Linked DNA regions of Mus musculus: all the other regions are linked to region 5. A link is a loop called in an ENCODE intact Hi-C map of the cell type or tissue named here. Cell type or tissue: heart. All regions are shown on one strand. Region 1 overlaps Gm36595 (predicted gene, 36595). Region 2 holds the start of Gja1 (gap junction protein, alpha 1). Region 3 has its middle 250 kb from the start of Gm36595. Region 4 has its middle 180 kb from the start of Gm36769. Region 5 has its middle 170 kb from the start of Gm36595.

What was found. Hi-C counts contacts between places; a loop is a spot of excess contacts. Peaks named below come from ENCODE experiments on the same cell type or tissue, not always from the same donor. Only the 100,000 strongest peaks of a DNase experiment are listed, where the experiment ranks them.
Region 1: a loop joins it to region 5, with 2.0 times the contacts of the local background. A loop is called at or near these places in 2 of 42 quality-filtered maps.
Region 2: a loop joins it to region 5, with 10 times the contacts of the local background. A loop is called at or near these places in 9 of 42 quality-filtered maps.
Region 3: a loop joins it to region 5, with 8 times the contacts of the local background. A loop is called at or near these places in 5 of 42 quality-filtered maps.
Region 4: a loop joins it to region 5, with 14 times the contacts of the local background. A loop is called at or near these places in 6 of 42 quality-filtered maps.

What each region holds. Positions count from the first base shown.
Region 1 is chr10:56,467,244-56,471,243 of GRCm38, reverse strand. The region is part of intron 4 of Gm36595 (predicted gene, 36595); the gene reads right to left. Among named protein-coding and RNA genes, the nearest start is that of Gm36595, 37 kb to the right of the region's middle. In heart, no CTCF peak of the experiment used is centred here; a DNase peak (open chromatin) is centred at 2,023; H3K4me3 peaks cover 576 bases; H3K27ac peaks cover 783 bases.
Region 2 is chr10:56,375,629-56,379,628 of GRCm38, reverse strand. It overlaps Gja1 (gap junction protein, alpha 1), which reads right to left and starts at 2,329. Exons shown (of 2, transcript NM_010288.3): 1 at 2,111-2,329. In heart, a CTCF peak has its summit at 3,766 (motif pointing right); DNase peaks (open chromatin) are centred at 578, 888, 1,408, 2,368 and 2 weaker places; H3K4me3 peaks cover 2,931 bases; H3K27ac peaks cover 3,490 bases.
Region 3 is chr10:56,681,337-56,685,336 of GRCm38, reverse strand. No RefSeq gene overlaps it. Among named protein-coding and RNA genes, the nearest start is that of Gm36595, 250 kb to the right of the region's middle. In heart, no CTCF peak of the experiment used is centred here; a DNase peak (open chromatin) is centred at 2,286.
Region 4 is chr10:56,753,356-56,757,355 of GRCm38, reverse strand. No RefSeq gene overlaps it. Among named protein-coding and RNA genes, the nearest start is that of Gm36769, 180 kb to the left of the region's middle. In heart, no CTCF peak of the experiment used is centred here; a DNase peak (open chromatin) is centred at 2,335.
Region 5 is chr10:56,598,165-56,602,164 of GRCm38, reverse strand. No RefSeq gene overlaps it. Among named protein-coding and RNA genes, the nearest start is that of Gm36595, 170 kb to the right of the region's middle. In heart, a CTCF peak has its summit at 1,960; DNase peaks (open chromatin) are centred at 2,014 and 3,814.

The DNA of each region.
Region 1 (4,000 bases), 130 kb after region 5:
ACACAGTGGTTCACAACCTATGGGTCCCCACCCTTTAGTAGATCTGAAAGACCTTTCCACAGGGTTCTCCTAAGACCATCAGAAAACACAGATATTTACATTACTATGCATCACTGTAGCAAGATTACAGTCATGAAGTAGCAATGAAATAATTTTATGGTTGGAGAACACCACAGCTTTAGGAACTGTAAGCATTAGGGACTGTATTAAAGGGTTACAGTTTTAGGAAAATTGAGAATCACTGGGTTAAAGGCAATTTGAGAAGAAAAACTGTCACATCCTCTCAAGGTAGATATTAGATCTACCACATTGACTTTTGTTTGCTTGCTTGCATTTCCATTTTAGTGATTCTGGGGATGGACCCCAAGGCCTTGGCTATGTTAGGCAAACACTTTGTAACTGGACAGCATCTCTGTGATGGTCATCTTGACAGGAATATCCATTGAAATATTTTTTCATAATTCTTATTTCTAGATCAGAAAGTGAAGAGTAGCAGATTGTCCTTGATCATCTCCATCTGATTTTTGGAGATAGGTTCTCTCAGTGAGTCCGGAACTCCCCGATGCAGTTGGATTACCTGAATAGAAAAACGCCAGGGAACTTCCTGTCTTATCATCCCTGAAATGTGATTACGGCTCAAACAGGAGCCTGGCTTTAGAGGCTAGACCTTGAACCCAGCCCCCCACCCCACCCCCATCCCATGCTTTTATAGCAAACTCTTTACCAATTAAGCCATTTCTTCTGCTCCCCTCTCCGTGTTATCACAAGTTTGCTATTCATCAACAAGTAGAACATACGGAATGATATCGTAGGCAACCCAAAGATGGCCAGCAGCAGAAGCAACAGTAGCTCGTCTTCCTTCTAGTCTCTGGGAAGGAGGTTACTGCTCTATGTGCAACCTCTGCAAAGTTAGTCTGTCCAAGAAGGCTTTTGTCCAGGTGAGACCCCGCTCAGCTTCCAGTCAGCTTGTCTAAATAGAAAGATAAGGAAATGAACCTCTCACAATGACAGATGGCAATTCTTACAAGCAGGAGTATTTCTCATCTGCCTCTGTCATCCCACTTGGAGAAGGCAGCCTCACTCTGGGTGTGAACGTGGAAAGGGAGACTATGACATGACTTGTCTAAACCCCTGTTTCATAAGATGGCACCACACTGGTTTAAACATGCTGGCTTCTAACAGCCTCCAGTTAACTTTGAAAAGTGGCACACGGGAACAAACTCCTCTTGTCTTCCATAGACATCTTTCCTCCGTTTTTATTTGCTTGTTTGTTTGTTTAAAAAGCATTGTTAGGCAGGAAATAGTAATATCTATGGATTCCCTAATGGATATTATTCTCAACAGTCAAGGTAATTGATATTTATATGGTATGTGCTCTGCATTGCTTTGGAAATGCCTTATCTAGTAATTTATTTCACTTCTGTTAATGTATGGATCGAGAAGCTAAGAGGATGTGAAGCTAAAGAGTTGGAATGCAACCAAACTTGTGGGCCTGATCATAACGGCAAAAATTCCAGTCACAGAAATATCTCTGTGGCCAAACTACTGTAAACTGTCTAGTATATTTAAAGGGGGAGGGGACAAAAACAAATAAAAACAAAGATATATAATTTTTGAGGCACAATTTTTCTCTCAATGTGTTTTCTCCCAAGGCTCTTTCATTACCATATTGCAAATTAGTAGCAAAACAGAATGGAAAAAACCCAGATGTTCAAATGATCTCCTCAGAAAGCTGTCTGCCTCTCGGAATAGCCTTCCTAAAACTGGGTATATTTTTTCAGAAATGACGGCTTTCCTTGCGAGGAGGAGAGTGCAGAACGGAAAGCCTGGAATTCCTGAGCAAGGCTCCAAAATGATCGTCTTTCCTTTTACAACTTTGTTTTGATACAACTTTGTTTTGAATTTTCCGGAGCGGTACCGGGAACGTTATGAGCAGCCTATCTCTGTTGTCCGGGTTTTACGCCTTTCCTTCTGTGTTAACCTGAAGCCGGATTTCAGCTAGCCTGTGTGCAGCCCCCGCTGAGCCAAAAATCCTAGACTGGAGATTCCAGGCTTGCTTCCTTCCATGTGGCATCCAGACTGCCAGCATTCTTGCTGATTCACGGGGACAGGCTAGAAGGTTGCAGGATAGTGACCCTGTTGGGACAAGACCCGGACTTTCTTTGTAACCCCCAGCTTTGTCTAAGCTCCACCAGGGCATTTAGACTCTCTCTCATCAGCTTCTTCATCTGCAAACTGAGAATCAGCCTGGTATTAGGCACTTAACTTTGTTTTCTTTGAGGAAGTGCTTTGAACATGAGAGAAGCTGCATTTATTTTGTTTAGCAACCAACCTAAATTACTGGGGTCAGAAACAAGACACACCGTGTATTTTGATGGCACTTCTTGATTTTCCTGCTCTGCCAATCCAACGCTTACACAGACCAGCTCATCCCAGCCTGTTGCTGATCACTATCTCCCGTTTTCTTTACTTTCCGGATTTAAACTCAAAGCCTGTATGATTGAGCCAGCAAGCTAGGCTTTGAGGAATGTGTCATAGTTATGTCTCTAGGCAGACGGTTGGATCACACCCAGGAAAGCTGGCCTGACACTTCCACACATCCGACTTTAGGTCAGTTAAAAAGCTCAAAGTAACCAATATGACAACTGGAGAATTTGCAAAGCAAACTTTCTCAGTTTTAATGAGAAAAGTAAGAATTTGGTTAATTCCTGCACTATATTACCTTTTTACCAAGACCCAAGATAACAATTATATACTTATCAAATAAAGCATAAGCATGTTTGCTTCTTTTTTTAATTACATTTTATTTTTTGGTATATATATTTGAGTATATGTGTGTGAGTCCAGGAGATCATGCATGTCCAAGCTCCTGGAACTGGAGGTATATATGGTTATGAGCTGCTATGTTGTGCTGGGAACCCTAACCTGGTCTATTATAAGAGTAAGAAATACTTTTTACTGCTGAGTTATTTCTCTTGTTCACAAAGCTTAGTCAGCTCTAGTCTTAGTGATCTTTTGAGATCTGTTTGACACCAAATCACAGAAGATTCAAATTACCTATATTTAGTTCAAACTGTTTTGAATATGCTAAATAAAACACATGAAGTTTGTTGCTCATATCTTGTCACATTTTTACCGGGTACATAATATTTCAGCTGAGAATCAGAGCAGAAAATTGATTAAAAAAAATGTACTTGGGCCAGGCCTGGCAGCACAACCTTTAATGTCAGTACTTGGAAAATAGATCTCTGAGTTCAAAGCTACCTTTGTCTATATGCCAAGTTCCAAGCCAACCTCTGTTGCATAGTAAGATCCTGTCTCAAAACAAACAAACAAAAATGTACTTGAAGACATTGTGGTGGTTTATACCTGTGGCTCAGGCTCTCAGATCAACAATTGATAAATGGGTCCTCATGAAACTGCAAAGCTTTTGTAAAGCAAAGGACACTGTCACATAGGACAATTAGGCAACCCTCAGATTGGGGAAGGCTCTTCACCAACCCTACATCTGACAGAGGGCTAATATCCAAAATTTACAAGGAATTCAAGAAGTTATACACTAACAACCCAAATAACCCAGTTAAAAAATGGGGTACAGAACTAAACAGAATTCTCAACAGAGGAATATCCAATGGCTGAGAAGCACTTCCAGAAATGTTCAAAGTCCTTAGTCATCAAGGAAATGCAAATCAAAATAACTATGAGGTTCTATCTTATACCCATCAGAATGGCTAAGATCAAAAACTCAAGTGATAGCACTTGCTGGCAAGGATGTGGAGCAAGGGGAACACTCCTCCATTGTTGATGGGAGTACAAACTTGAACAAACACTCTGGAAAACAATTTGGCAGTTTCTCAGAAAACTGGGACTAATTCTACCTCAAGACCCAGCTATACCTCCTGGGTATATACATAAAAGATACCCCAACATCCCACAAGGACACTTGCTCAACTATGTTCACAGCAGCTTTATTTGTAATAGCCAGAAACTGGGAACAACC
Region 2 (4,000 bases), 220 kb after region 5:
GGGAGATAGATGTATTCCAGTAATTCAGAATTCAACACCTCACCAGGACACACCATACAATCTGTAACTAACATTTCAACACAACTTGGCCTACCTAGCAGAATTAACTAGTAGTACCCCTCTCCTCAGGTAGTATACGTCCTCATTAGCATACTTTACTTTACAGACTTTTATTTTCAGCAATCCTCATTAAAAAAAAAGAAAAAAAGAACCCCAGGCTTCCTCATGGGACACTACTGACCGTTCAAGGTTGCCCAGTGGTCTTTTGGACTGGTAAGATTCACTACCTTCCAGTCATTATTATTTGGCTTGGGGAACAAAGGAATCAAATCCACCTCCAAAGGCTGCCCTGTACGTTTTAAGTTTTCCTCTTCCAACCCGAAACCCAGCACTGGGAGGGAGGGGAAGGGAAGCTGTCTCCCGGGGTGCTCGACCAAGACTCTGCCAGAGATGCCCAGCGAGCGTTGGGTGGATCCGAGGGCACTCACGGGGAGAACTCTGCTCGGAAGTCAAGGTTTGAATTTCCCAATCCTGAACGGATTTGCCTCAGCACACGTCAGTAGCTATGGCAGGGTTTCTCGAAGGGTCTTCTTTGCCCCTCCTTCTTCCGCCCCGCCTCATTCTTGGGGAATTTCAAGAGTTTCCAGGAGTGTTACAAGTGCATTTACCAGCACCGGGACTCCCTAGGTGTTTAGGGGACCTTCCCAGGGGCTCCACTCAGCCACCCGACGAGTTTAGGCAGAGAAACCGTGAAAAGGCGACTGGGAGGGCGCGGGGGACTTCAGACTGACAACTTTAATAAAGTCGCCCACTTGCTTTCTGACCGTCGGGCCGCGAGCCTGGCCTCCCCTCCCCCCCTCCGCAGCCAGCCGTCTGGACCGCGAAGCTGGGAGGCTGCGGGAAGCGCGAACGGAGCCCGTGATGATGCTAAGACTGGGCAGGAGGGGCCCGTGCCATCCTCTGCCCTAAAGCTTTCACTTCACAACGACTCGGCCTGGTCTGGTACAGAAAAAAAAGCCCTTCAATACAGACCCACCCTGATACTTCGGTGTGGATTTAGGCCGGTCAAAGTGCTTTACAGAATGTGTTACCAATTAAAAATAAAAGCTTTAAGACGGACCCCCTTCAAGCTGCACGTTAGCATCATTTTTGCTTAGTGCTTTGCACCCTCTGATGGCTCCAATTCAAAACTGTCCTAACAGCTCTGAAGTCACTACAAGTCCGGGCACGCAGGAGGAGTTGGGGGTGGAGAGGGGGCAGCTCTTTCTAAAAGCGCAGCTCTAAAAATCCCTTTTCCCCATTCCTTCTAGGAGCTCGCGTTCTAGCAGTTGATTTTGGAAAAGCAACCTGGCACACACTGTTTCTAAACGCCCGTTCTTCCTCTAACTCTCCGTAAGTCACCACCACCCATTCAAGATTTCTCGCGCCCGGAGTTGCCAGCGTGGAGTATTAAAAAAAAATGCTGGCTGTGCAGGCTAAGAGGTTCATCCCGTAGCATCGCACAGGCTTGCACAAAGTACCCACTGTTGGTCTAAAAACTCTAACCGCAGCACCCTGGTCTACGTATTTAGTGGCTTAGTCCTGAAAAGTCTAAGAGAGAACCACGTGGAAGTCAACTGCTGCCGCAGCGTCTCAACAAAGCACTCTGTTACAAAAGGAGTCTGCAGTTTCAAGGCAGTAGAACAGGCGACCGGATTTTCATAAGAAAAAAAAGAAGCGTGTAGTGTCCAGCACTATAGGAAGCAGGCTAAGCAAAGTTGACTGAGGTGCCCCCCCATCACCCCCACCCCCGCAACACCTTCTCCATTGGCGACTACAGAAAAGTGAAGTTAGGCTCCATAACAAAGAACTAAGTTTAGTAACTTGGTCCTTCCTTCACTCTAGTTGGAAAAAGTTTGAGCCTTTTACCTGTTGCACTCTCAGCGGAACTTTTTAAACAAACCCAAATCAAACTCAGCACGTGGAAATGACAAAGGCACTTTGAAGATCGTCGTTCTACTTACAGTATCCTAAGTCAAAGACGCAACGCATTTACAAAGCATAGAAGAGTTTCCCTTACAGAAAGAGACGCTACTAGGTAAAGTGGGTTTTTCTTTTTTTCAAAACTTACTCTTTCACTTAATGAAAGTGAAGCCGGCACGCCAAAGTGGTGGAACTCCTTGGAGGCTGAAGTCAAAGGAAAAGGAGAGTTCGGGCTCTCAGACCTGTCTGTTTAAAGTTTCAAAGTCTGCTGCTGTTGGGTACTTCCCTCACGCCTTTCCCCCAATGAAAGAAAAGTGCTGATACCTCGTAAAAGCGTTTTTTAACTTGGAGCACAGAGCTTTTAAAAGTTTCAAGCCACTGACTCAACTGGAAGGAGGGGCTAGGAGAAAGGGGAGGGAGGAAGAAAAGGCGGGGAGGAGGTGGAGTGGAGGCTGGCGAGCGTGGAGCTGAGCAGGCAGAAGAAGCAACCTGGTCAAGATAAAGTTGTAGTTTCAATGTGCTGACGAGAAGGGGAAAAAAAGTAAGAAATAGCTCTAGATGTACGTCAGCTACTGCGGGGCTGTGACTCCTCACAGATTAAAAAAAAAAACTGTTGGATGGGTCATTCCTTCAGGAGATGACCACGGGCAGTGAGAAGATGTCCCTTTTAGGTCACATTTCCTAAATAATAATGATAATAATAATAATATTACAATAAATAAAAATGGGGGGGGAGACAAGGTGAACTCGTGCAGACTTGTTCTGGGTTGCCCAAGGTGTGTGAAGCTTGAGGTGGGTGTGAGTGATCTTTCTTATGACCTAATTCTCTTCCTCTTAAACCCGGACAATTAACAAAGGAAAGAGGCGGTGGGCATGGGAAAGGCATTTCACAACCAGACCCGTGGAGTGGGATGTCTACTCTTCAGTTTCTCTGCTGCTTTAGGTAGTTTTCCTTATTCTTTTAATTAACAACAAGAAGATACATGTTCTATACTATGAATAAAAATAATATATCATGTATGTAACTCTTGTCTGAAACGTTGATAGGACCTCAACCCAATCTCCAAGGAAGTGAAGATCCATATCTTAGTCTTTTTTATGCCTACAATTTAACATTTAAATCGGCAGGGAGATGCCAGAATTGTCCCCCTCCTCCTCTTCCTTCTAACCGCTGCAGACCAGAGTTGCCAGACACAGCCTGTCTCAAAACTTCTTTCTCTCTTCCAATCCTGTCCCTCGGAAGCACTTTCAGGGAAGAGATGTGGGCCTGGTGACTGCCTGCCCACAGCTTCATGCCTCTCTCATCATACCTGATGGGGTTTATGAAAGCCTGAGTCATATGACCTCATTCCTAGGGTGGGCAGCTCCTTTGAGGGTTCCCAGATGCCCCCCACGAGGGCTTGTGATAGGGCGATAAACAGGCTTCAGCGGCGCTCCTGGAGTTAGGCCTTTGTATAGGCATCACCTGATGGAGCTGAACGTCTCACACTAATGTAAATAGCAGAACAAAGGATGGCGAAGACTTCCTGGGAAACATTTTCCTGCCGAAGCACCCTCTCACTAGGATGACTAAGGGAGTGCCATTTAAAACCTCACAGTTTAAGACCCCAGCATGTTCTCTTACTTTTGAGGTTCCTTTGTCTTTAACTTAAAGAAGGGAAGTAATGTTACAGATGCAGAAACTATAATCGGACTTTCAAGGCTTTATGTCCAGCAATGAATGTGATAATGTGACATTAGATTTTTTTAAAAAAAGATTTATTTATTTTATGTATATAAATACACTGTAACTCTTCAGACACACCAGAAGAGGGCTTTAGATCTCATTACAGATGGCTGTGAGCCAACATGTGGTTGCTGGGAATTGAACTCAGGACTTCTGGAAGAGCAGTTAGTGCTCTTAATCACTGAGCCATCTCTCCAGCTCCTAGAGTTTCTGTTTTTGTTTTTGGTTTTTTTTTAACCTTTATTTATTATGTGTATTCATATATGTGTATGCAAGTGGAAATTAGAAGACAGCTTGTGAAACTGGATCCCT
Region 3 (4,000 bases), 83 kb before region 5:
TCTGAGTTCAAGGCCAGCCTGGTCTACAGAGTGAGCTCCAGGACAGCCAGGGCTACACAGAGAAACCCTGTCTTGAAAAACCATTAAAAAAAACAAAAAACAAAACCTGTTTGCATGAAAAGTTGGCTGAGGGGTTAAGAGTACTTGTTGCTTTTGGAAAGGCCTGGGAATTGAGTCCCTACACCTACATGGCACCTCACAGCCATCTTTAAATTGAATTAAAATTCAAATTCCAGAGGATTCAATGCCCTCTTCTGACCTCTGATGGCACTAGGCACACATATACATATATGTGGACAAAACACATATTCATAAAAATAATCTTTTTCTTAAAAAATAAAACCTGAAAAGTCAATCATTAAGAAATTACAACTTTGGTTATTCAAACTAACAGAAATAATATGTAACTTTAATTGAGAAGCAGTAGAAATTTAAAGCACTTTAGTATTTCCCTTCTCAAATTTATTTTACATGAAGTATCATTTTCTATAGCTAGCAAATAATTAGAAATGTTACTATGAAGACATTCTTAGAGAAGTAACTATTATGAAATGCTTTATATGAACCCCACTGTCTAAGCACTTTTATATTTGGGTTTCAGATTCCTGGTCTATTTTCAAACGGAATAGGTGGACTCCTATGACTTGTCACAGTGTTTAAACTTTTTTTTACATTCATTTATTCATGTATTTATTTATTTGTTTATTTACTGTGTGTGTGTGTGTACACTATGATGCACATGTAGAGGTCAGAAGGTAACTTGTAGAAATCATTTCTCTCTCCCCAGCATGGGGGTTCAAGGAAATTCAGTAATTAGGATTAGCAACAAGCAGCTTCAACCACTGAGCCATTGAGCCATGGACCCTGCATGATGTTTTAATTACTAACTTTTATAATGTGTCAAGTACCAGTTTTAGAAAATTACTGACACTTCTTTTTCAGCAGAGAATTTTTTTTTCTTGCTATATATGTGCACATAGGAACCTGCCTCCTTCAGCATGTTGACTTCTTTTAAATTTATGGACCATCTTATTCTGTATTATTATAAGAGATCTGGAAGAGATAAGGGAAGATGCCTCTTGTTCGTTGGCTTACTAATCATTTAGTTTAGATAAAATACAGATAAAAGCTTTGCTCTGTAGTGAACTTTTGAGCTTGTTTTATCTATATTTCCTTAGTTTAGTGTCCAAATATAAAAATCCTACAAATATCAACTAAAATCTCACTAGTTAGATGAGGGGTGTTTTGTTGTTATTTCTTCATTTATTTGTTTTATAATAGTTCCTTAATCATAAGCATAGAAATTATAGCATTACACAGAGAGACAGACAGACAGACACAGATAAAGACACAGATACACAGACACACAGAGAAACACACAAAAACAAACAGACAGGGGCACACAGAACAAAAGGGAAGAAGACAGAGAGACAGAGACACACATACACAAAGAGAGAGACAGAGAGACAGAGAGACAGAAAGTCAGAGATCAACATAGAGGCAGAGACACATAGACACAGAGAAACACACAAAGACACAGAGACACAGACACACAGAGAGCGAAAGAGGAGATAGAAAAACAGAGACACATATGACACACAACACAGAGAGAAAAAAAAAGACAGAGAGACAGAGACAGAGATGCAGAGACACACAGACAGAGAAACACACAAAGGCATGCATACACACACAGACACAGAGAGAAGGAGCCAGACACACACACACACACATACACACACACACACACACACACACACACACACACACACACTTCACAAAGTTGTTTCCTGTTTACAAGATAACCCTGGAGTCTGCTAACAGTCTCCCTCCCTATGGAAGCTTAGGTTTTCCCCCCACGGATCCTCTGAAAAGCAAGGTCATTGTATTTTGTTTTGTTTTCAGCATTTTATAGAAACGGAAACATGTCAGAGTGTCAAGCTCTCTAAATATCTTTTCACTACATGAAAGCAGAGGTGATTTTCTTTTCAGCACCTTAACACACGAAGCAAGCCTGTTCAGTTTTCCTAGTTAGAAGAAAACTCTATCTGGCTCTTACCTGAAGGAAAGAGTGAAAGACACCTGGACATCTGTGATAGTTACTAACAGTTCAAGTTTTCAGATGAGTGACAGCCCCCACCCTAGAAAATTTGAAATCAGTGCATCACGACACACTTCCCTGCCAGCTTATTGTGTTTTGAACAATAGGTGAGGCAGACCATGGGAACCGTACTGGACATGTGTTCTCTGGGAGCATGGGATGTCATTCATATATCCTGGTGGGAAAAGTAGGTGGACAGAGCAGAGTCATGGGCCTGGCAAACAGCTATTTAGGGGCGCTAAATTGGCAGGAGGAAGTTTATTTTCATTAGGAAGCTCCTTTGGAGCTATTTGTACATGCACAGAGAAACAATTTCTTTTGTATGGAATTTTTATAAGTTGCTCAGGTTGGCCAGTGTCTATCAGGGTCAAACTGGTTTACCACTAGCCTCCTATTCTACTCTTTCATCTCTCTCATGTATTTTGTATCTCCTACATGGTATTTAAGGAGTATAATGACTGACTACAAAACATTATCCTAAATGTTTAGAGGTACTTTTTATTCCATTGAACAGATGATCAGTGTACTGGCTAGTTTTCTGTCAACTTGACACAGGCTGGAGTTATCACAGAGGAAGGAGCTTCAGTTGGGGAAATGCCTCCATGAGATCCAGCTGTAGGGCATTTTCTCAATTAGTGGTCAAGCAGGGAAGGACCCCTTGTGGGTGGTACTGTCCCTGGGCTGGTAGTCTTGGGTTCTATAAGAGAGCAGGATGAACAAGCCAGGGGAAGCAAGCCAATAAAGAACACTCCATGGCCTCAGCATCAGCACCTGCTTACTGCCCTGCTTGAGTTCCAGTCCTGACTTCCTTCAGTGATGAACAGCAATGTGGAAATGTAAGCTGAATAAACCCTTTCCTCCCCAAATTGCTTCTTGGTCATGATGTTTGTGCAGGAATAGAAACCCTGACTAAGACAATCAGTTAAACACAACTGTATCTCCAAACCCCAAGAAATATCAAAAGAAAATGTATTCCAATTGTACCAACCCCTGGAACAAAGAGGGGTTCTCAAGGAGGTAGATAGTTGATAATCCGATGGGCACAAATGCAAAAAATTCTTCCATTTCTTAATTATTATTGCAGCAAAGAAAGCACTTCATAGGTTATTAAGTTAATAACTAAAAGAGTTGAAATCCTTACATAAATCATGGGAAAAGTAAATGGTTTTGTTAGATCAAATTAAAATTCCTACATAAAATTAATTGAATTTTTCTAGAATTTCACGTAAATACAGCTATGGTTGGAAGATGTTTAGGTTTATGAGTGTGTGATGTTCCTTCATCTGAAGACTTTTCTTTTTCATCCTGCCTGCTGCTGCTGCCTTATATTTCTATAGAAGATAAAGTCCTGCTGACTTCATATCAGTTACACTGAGCCACTTTACCTTCTATATACTCACGCAGGGCAGTGGAGTCATGTGATCACTTCACTTCCCAAAGGCAGAAAGCATCCACTGTGAGTCAGTGCACATCCTGAGGGAAGGACCCGCTTTCCCTTTCTGAATGCAATTCCATAGCCAGAGACCAGCCTGATTTCTCTGATATTGCAGACTTCTATTTGAGCAAAATGCCATTTCTCCTGTGATCTGGCTTAAACAAGTCATTGCCTTTAGCTTGACTGTATTTAGATTGTTCTTACAGTTGAAGAAGTGGCCCTAGTTTAAGTTTCTATGCTTTAATGGGGAAAGCATTTTCTGTTTTTTTGTTTAGTGTTATTTAATCTCCCTTCCCCCTCTTTTGAAACAGTTCTCTGTATTGCTTAGACTAGCCTCAGAATAATTTTGTAGCCAAAGATACCCATGATCCTCTAGCATCTACCTTTGAGTGCTGGGGTTGGGTTTTGTGCTCTCCACCAACTTAAATACACCCCAGCCCTTATTTTAGCTTTTTAAGGTAGATTTT
Region 4 (4,000 bases), 160 kb before region 5:
CATGGGTCACAATAGTGGTCCAGGCAAGCAGTTGATGTTGAGGAGGAGAAATGAATCAAATGGATCACGGACTAACATGTTGGTGTCACCATTTAATGTCGAATGTGGCGACCAACTGCAACCTCAGAAACGAGGATTTTCAGGGGATGTATTTAAGGTGTTTCTTCTTAACAGCTAGTTTGATCACACACTCAACTAAGTCTCATTGAGAAAAAGTTGCAGAGACTAGGATTTTTCATCTGTGACTAACTCATATCCACCACTGCACTGAGGATTCTCCAAGTTTATCGTAACCTTTACTCTGTGCCATGATATTCATTTTGGAAATACCACCTGCTGAGTTGATTGGAAAATAAAATCTGTCCTCTTCTTTACAAAGTTTCCTGGTGATGCGGTGTGATTTGAAAACTAATGTAACTCTCTGACTCCGCTACTTAGCTTAACCCAACCCCTGTGAGGGGAAACTCATAAGATTTAATGAAATTTCCATGGTTTTACTAACTTCACAATAGACTTTAGTGTTGTCCAGCGTACTCCACTTGCTTTAAGATACTCAAACACTCCCTTCCATCACCCAGCCTCTTACCAAGAGCAATGTTGGAACATGGTTCTCCAGGTTCTAAGTTGAGCTCAGGTTCAATGATCAACTAAAACTGTCAGTTAATTTTATTCGAAGATAAGTGATGAAGTGTCGCGTCCGCTCTCGACCAGCAAGAACGACACGACCACCAGTCCTTCTAACAGCAGTTTATTCAGCAAACCAGTCTTCCTCTCTCTTCTTTCTCTTTGTTTATATCTCCCAGTAATAATAATCCTCTCTCTAACCCGGGCCTCTCACTCTTATATACTCTCAGCCCTCATCCACTCACAGCAGGCCACGTCACCTCACCAGGTACACAGCTTCAGCTAATCAGGGCAGCAGGGGCATATCTCCACCAAAATGGATTCGCCAGTATCCTGGTACACCTGCGCAGCTCTTATGATGGTTGTGGCTTATATTCAGATGAGGAAGTCAGGTGCAAGTCATAAGACTTAGCTGCAGTCCCTGGCGCCTTCTTGGGACTGCCACCATACCCGCTCCTCACAACGAAGACCTCTGGATGTGTCTCTGCTGATATTTCCAGAGAAAATCCAATCAAAGAGCTTGGACCTAACCACTAGATTAATCACTTGATAGGATAATAATAATAATAATAATAATAATAATAATAATAATAATAATAAATAGCATTATTGACAGGCAATGAAAGATAAGGCATGGATCTCAGTAGGAGAAAGTGGGTCACCAAGTGTATACTTGGGACTATATCTCTCCTAACTCTTTCCTGTGTACCTTTTCTCTTGTTCCTTATCCTCCATGGAGAATCTCTTCTGTCATTTACTCCCACTACTGTGACATTTGGCACAAGTGTGTGGACTTAACACGAACTAGAATTTCAGAATCAATTTTCCGCCCCTCCATTTGTTTCTATCAGGTATTCACAACAATGCAAAAGTCATCACTTTCTTAGTGCTAATTTTCTGTCTGAATCTCAAGCTATTATTATTAATTTTTTCCCTTCCTGTTTTAACAATCACACTTTGGGGACTAAGTGTGCTGATTAGTTTTTGTCAATGACACAAACTAGACTCATCTAGGAAGAGGGACAGCAGTTGAGGACCATCACATTGGTCTGTACCTGGGTCTGGAGGATGTTTTCTTGATTAATGATTGACGTGAGGTGGCCCACCTGGGCAGGTGGTGCTGGGTTGTTTTAAAAAAATGGCTGAGCAAGCCACAGGAACACAAACCTGTACGCAGGGTTCCTCCAAGCTTCAGGCTACTTCAGCTCTTGTCTCCGAGTTCTTGCCTTGGGCTCCTCAGCAGACTCCCGCTGAAGACAGACTGGAATGTGGAAGTGTAAGCCAATGAACCCACCTTCCCAAAGTTGCTTTTCATCACTGTGGCAGAAACCATGCTAGGACATTTAATTATACAGTTTAAAATCTCAATATTATATGTGATTTAAAAAAGCACGGTGTAAAGCTTAAACATTGGAGATAATGCTAAGTGGCGAATTTAACCACTTTTGTCCTCATTTAATTTTTCTTAGGCATAAGAAATTGAAAAATCAAAGTAGTTATGCACTGATTCCCTTTAGATCCTAGACTTATGTTTGGAAATACTTTAGGATTGTTTTTGCAATGCTCCCGTTCTCGCCCCAGCCGCCTTGATTTCAGACCAGAACCCTCTGTCATTTTATTGTAGGAGCCACCCAGGAGCATCTCCCAATTGGTTTGGCGCTGATCCACAGTGTTGTCATAAGTCTGTCATCCAGTGATGGATATCCCATCCTGCACACATTCCACGTGGTGATCCAATGTGGAAGGTAAAACGTGCCCTATGACACGGTGACATTGTCTGCAGAGGATGTCAATTCTTTGTGAATATTCCCACGGAGAGCCCGACCTCTGTTCATCACAAACAGGAACTTTCTTTTCTTTTTCTTTTTTTTTTTTTTTTTAACCGGAAGGTAGAGTGAGAGAGGAAATAGTGTTGACTTCTGGGAGAAGTGGCATTGGAAGTACAGTTTGCTCTTGGAACAATTATGGGAAGCTCCACAGAGCATGTCCTTTTTACTCAGTATAATAGAAATCCCTTCCACTCCTCTGAGGAAACAGCAGTTCAAAGACAGGACACAGAGTCCTGAAACTCTGGCAACTTTTGAATAGTGTTTTTTCTCTTCCTCACTAGCAAACTGAAAGTCTCTGTGTAGGTAAATTAAGCCGCATGGGTCTCATTTCTATTTGACCATGCTAATTTCCTTTTGCATTAATTGGCTTGATCTACTCGATCCCACTTATTTATTCAACAAACGTACAGTAAACATTTTCTTAGTATTGAGCCAGTTAGTACAGATCCACAAACAAGTAAGAACTCTTAAGAAGTATATAGTCCACAAACACATGAATTGCAAACATAACCATTCTGATGAGCATCTAGGAAACATGCAACCAAATAGTGACAAGTGAGCAGTCTTTCGCCTGATAATCTCTTCCAGAGAAATCCCAACCTAAGCTTTTCTGGGCCCACAGACTGGGAGATTCAGCCTTTTTAAAATCATGTAATATATTATTTACAGTACAACATCCACCCTGCTGGAAACACACAATGTAATACTGTGCCACAGTTGGAATCAAAGGACTAGGAATAAATGCATGTTTAAAACACAATACCAAGTGATTTAAAATGAAACAATTATAGCACTATGAAATAGTAACCTAAGCACAAATTATAACAAACACATACCTACCCATGATGCTCATCTCCTACACAAAGAAAAGGAAAGTACATTAAAATAACAGTTTCTGTTGTAGAGGGATACGGGAATGGAGACAATGTATAAAGGAATTAGAAAAACAAGGAAATATTTAAGAAGGAACTTGGACTGTGTGACACAAACTAGACAATGTGCCTGACTCAGAAAATACTGAACTGAATAAGAATAAAAACTAGCTACAGTGCATAGCAGCTTGGAATAGCATTTCGTTGCACAGAGTGTTAGTAAACCTTACTGGATCCAGGCCAAGGTCCTGCAAGTGACATCTAGAATGACTGATGGATACCCAACCTCACGGTGTCTCTTAACACTCAGCAGTTCATCCTTGTCCTTGAATGGGAATTCAACTATCCTAGTAAATTAAGTTCTATTATTGGACCCTTTCTTCCCAGCAGCATTGATAACTTGTCTAATGCACACCAAATTAAATAGGGCAGGAGCTATTGAAGATTTAAAAACTGGTCCAGAAGTCACCCTTTCCTCTGGATCACAGTGTTGAAATGGACTGCAGATGCTACAAGTCTCTGCCCTTGACTGTCCTGCTCTGTGTCACTCAAGAGTGAGTGCCTGCTAGTCATCCCATTGTGATTTATCTCTAGAATTGCACACAGCCACTTGTCCTCTTCTGTTTTGTTTCCTTTAACAAAGCAAACCCCATATTTCCCTTCCTGCTGTTAGGA
Region 5 (4,000 bases):
AAACATGTCTACACACCTACTCTTGGTATGTGTTTTTCTCTCTGCAGTAACAAGCTGTAGATCACACCATTTCAGGTGAAAATTTGGATAGTCCCAGTGGAAAGAATGACTTCACCCTACCCCCTGTCATCTCTGCTGGTATCTTTTTTAAAAAATGATTCTTATCATATTTACAATGTAAAAATAACATTTTTCAAATCAATCTTTGCCCCTAAAATGCATTGCCATTGGAGTGTACAAACTGTTTCCTTTCTGATTACCTGAACAGTGTTGTATTTGCACTGTGACATTTTATCTGAGATCTGATTTCTGGCTACTTACTAGTGGTAAAGATTTGTAGCTAGCTACCAGTTCTCCCATTGCTTGTATTGTCACTGTTGGCTACCAAAAATAATCCAAAGATTGCGTTTGGCTCCCAATTATGCATTGGTAGTGAATGAATAAAATCACTGAATCAAAGTAAAGGAATAATATGGCCACAAGACAGATATACCTGTGGACAGCCAGGATGAGAAAGCCTGGAGGAAGAGTAGTCTAGAACGAGATCAAAGGCAGCTGAGTATAGAGGATCTATCGGCAACAGGGAAAGGGAAAAGAGGGGAAGGGACCAGATTTGAAACCAAAGTTTCAAGGAAAGATCAATAAGCAGTTTGTTTCAGAAAACTCATCAAACCAGGACTCTCTGCTTCAAAAGTTTATCTTAGTCTTTAGTCTGATAGATGCTACAGGAGCAACAAGTAGCATCTTGACTGAGGGATGCTACAGGAGCTGGCTAAGGGAGAGGGCAAGTGCAAAGAGTACCATGTGTAGGTTTCAGAACACTGTAGAATGAGTGCCCTTAGGAGTTAATGGGTGACTGTGAATTATGTTGCACTCTATATCAGGAGGAGAGCGTACAAGACAGAGGCAGCTGCTGCTCCTGTTTTCCTTTTCCCAGCAGATGGTCTTGCTTACATGTTCAAAGGGCATTTGAAAATGAAGGCAATACAGAGTATAAGACCTGGAAGCAAAAGGCAAATGCCGGCTAGGAATAGGAAAGAGGAGGTGGATGACATAGTGCTGCAGTGGTCTCCTGAGGCTGCCAGAAGGAGGCCAGGACAGGTGTGGTGGGGTGGAGTGGGGGGGGGGGCTTGGGGGGGAAGGGCAGAGGGAAGAGCATTTCATGGTAAAGGGTGGAGGCAGAAATGAAGGCTCAGAATAATCACTGTCTGAGGGTTTGGAGGTAAGGAAACATTTCTTTGCAAAGTTGCTACCTTCTTTTGATTCCTTGCAGTTTCTGGCTTTTAAAGGGAGGCAAATGACCACAGTTGCTCACTTTTGATTAGGATCTCAGGGAGACAATTCTCAAGGTGTGTATTTACTTTCTCATATGTCTCTCTTTAGACGTTCTGGACTCTGTTCCCACCAAAGGCAGTTATTAATATGTGCTTTGCTATAGACCTTTCCAAAAGACAGGGATATGATACTTGAAAACATAATGTTCACAGCAAAGTCAGTCATAACTTCAAACATTACCATAAGATAGCTTTCTTTCTTTCTTTTTTTAAAAAAATCATTGGTTTTTTTCTTTTTTTAAGGTCTAAAGCGTTATTTCTATAAATTAAATAAAGGAAAACTTTGTATTCAATCAAAAAGTAGTTTGTGTGTGCTACATAAAATTCTTATTTATTTTTATCTTAGATCTAAAGAGAACTCAAGTAACCACACAAAATCTTTTTAATAGTTATCACAAAAGGATATACTGCTTTTTACAAAGCTGATTTGTGTATTATGCTTTCTGGAAGCTAGTCTAAGATTGTTATCAATGTCTAATGTCTAAAAGAAGGTTTTTCTCTCTGAGTATGTATAAAATATGGAAAAGACAAAGAGAAAAGGCTCAAAATTTCTAATATTTTCTTCAACATTGCATTCGTAACTTTGAGCCTTGGTATGTCTCCAAGGAGAGGCACTGTGTCCTTAGGTGGCGCTCAGCATCCTGTTTACAGCCCTCATCCTTGTAAACCTGGAAGCCAGGACTTCCCACATCACAGCAGCAGGCTTCTGTGAGAGGTTAACATCCTGTGTAAAAGGCATTTGAGTTTCTAACATCATAACACTGTGTTCTATGAACTCGTGGGAGAATTTTCTCACCGGGGCTTAAACAATTGGCCATCACACCTTTTTGAAGTTCATAAGAGTCATTTTGGATTTCAAAGATTTCTCACTAAGGGGAAGAAAACAGGCTAGAATTTTCACACAACCATTGGACTGAGCATTGTTAGATGGGGCCTGAACACCCTTGTTGTAAATCAGCACTTTTGTGCTTTTAATAACCTTAGCTGGAGATCAGAAGTGATGAGCCAAGTTTATTGTTCTTAATTTCTTCATGTCAAGCAAGGAAACCCTATGTTCATCTAGGATGAGAACAAGAAAGAATGCAAACGTAAATGTCCTTGAGATTATTTGGCTAACACAAATTTTGGAAATATCTCCTTAAACTACTTTGCTCTATGTTAAACATCCTCAGATTTTTCCACCCTGAACGAACTTAGGACAAGTTGTCTCAAAGCCATGATTTGTCATATAAAGCAAAGCTTTAACTCTTTCAGTACAGTTTGAATTATTTATAGAGTTCATGCTCCTTAAACCAAGAAACTTAATGAGATCATGACTCTGATGATAAAGGCGTCTTACTTACACGTTTTGCCTTAGTCCATGCAGAGTCCAGTGGCAACTTGCTCTCAGTCAGTACTGGATCCTGAGGACAAGAAACTGCAGACCTGCAAGGAGAGGAAATCACTCATAGTTACTCTAAAATTAAAGTACCTATTCCTGCTTTACAGTTTATCAGATGTTTCAGCCGGATGCTGATTGTTTTAAAACTGTCTAAACATAGTGTATTTCCTAAAGGAATGTTGGCAAACTGAACACTTGCTTCTAGTGACAACATCCGAAATTTTATTAACATAAAAAGGCAAATGAGTAAACAGACACACGGTGTTCATCAGCATATGTATTTCTTAGGAAAGCTAAGCCCCTGGAAAAGTAAGTCATGATTTTACAGTAGGTTATTAAGTACTAACCATAATAGAGATTTAACTTACTGTTAAATCCTTGAAAGTGAGGAATAATAGCCTTCTAACTTTGGATATGAATGTAATTTTTCCCTCGAGTCTTAATAAAGATTAGGCATCTGTGGATAAAAACCTCACAAACTAGAGAAAACACATTTTAAAATTCACTATCCCTTCAGAAGTCTGCCCCATCGCCTTGTACATCTACCTGTGGTTTGGTTTCTCTATGCTGTCAATTGAAAAGGAACCTACTTTTCTAGATTGGAGATTTTGCTTTTGGGGTTAGAACAGCTTCATTCCCCCACTCCGCTTGTTTTTAAGTACCCCATAGTTTCAGGCTCTTCCTCAATGAAGAATAATGATTTGACTGACAATTATTTTCAGCACATGACCAAAGGCTCTTTTGAAAAAAAAAAAAATCTCAAAATAACACAGGAAATACTGAAGGGCTAATGGCTCAGACTCCTACAGTTAAATTAGACTTACAGAGAAAAAAAATTAAAGGGATGAGTGTGTGTGGTAAAGCTCTTAAGACATTTTTAATGAATATAAAGTAGTCCATCCAACAGGTAAACACAGCAGTCTGAAACATGTTTTAAGAAACTACAGGAGTTAAAAATGTGCATCAGGAAGCTGCAGTGTAACACCATGCCGACGTCTTGAGGAAATAGACTTTCAAAGCATCGATTGTGCAATGCTAGATGAGTCACATAGGAAATTATGAGCCTGAATCCTGTTAAGACACCAGTGGTTCCAATAAATGCTCTGCTCTTCTTCCCTCTCTTCCAACACAGCTGTGCTGTCTTCTTGGTTTGAGGGTCATCCAGCTGCCCATGAGTAACCACTACTAATCTTTCCTGTTGTTGGTTTTTGCTTTGTTTCTACTTAATTAATAATCCATGTAGAATTCTTGTCTTACACCCTCTCTGACTTATTTCAAGATTGAT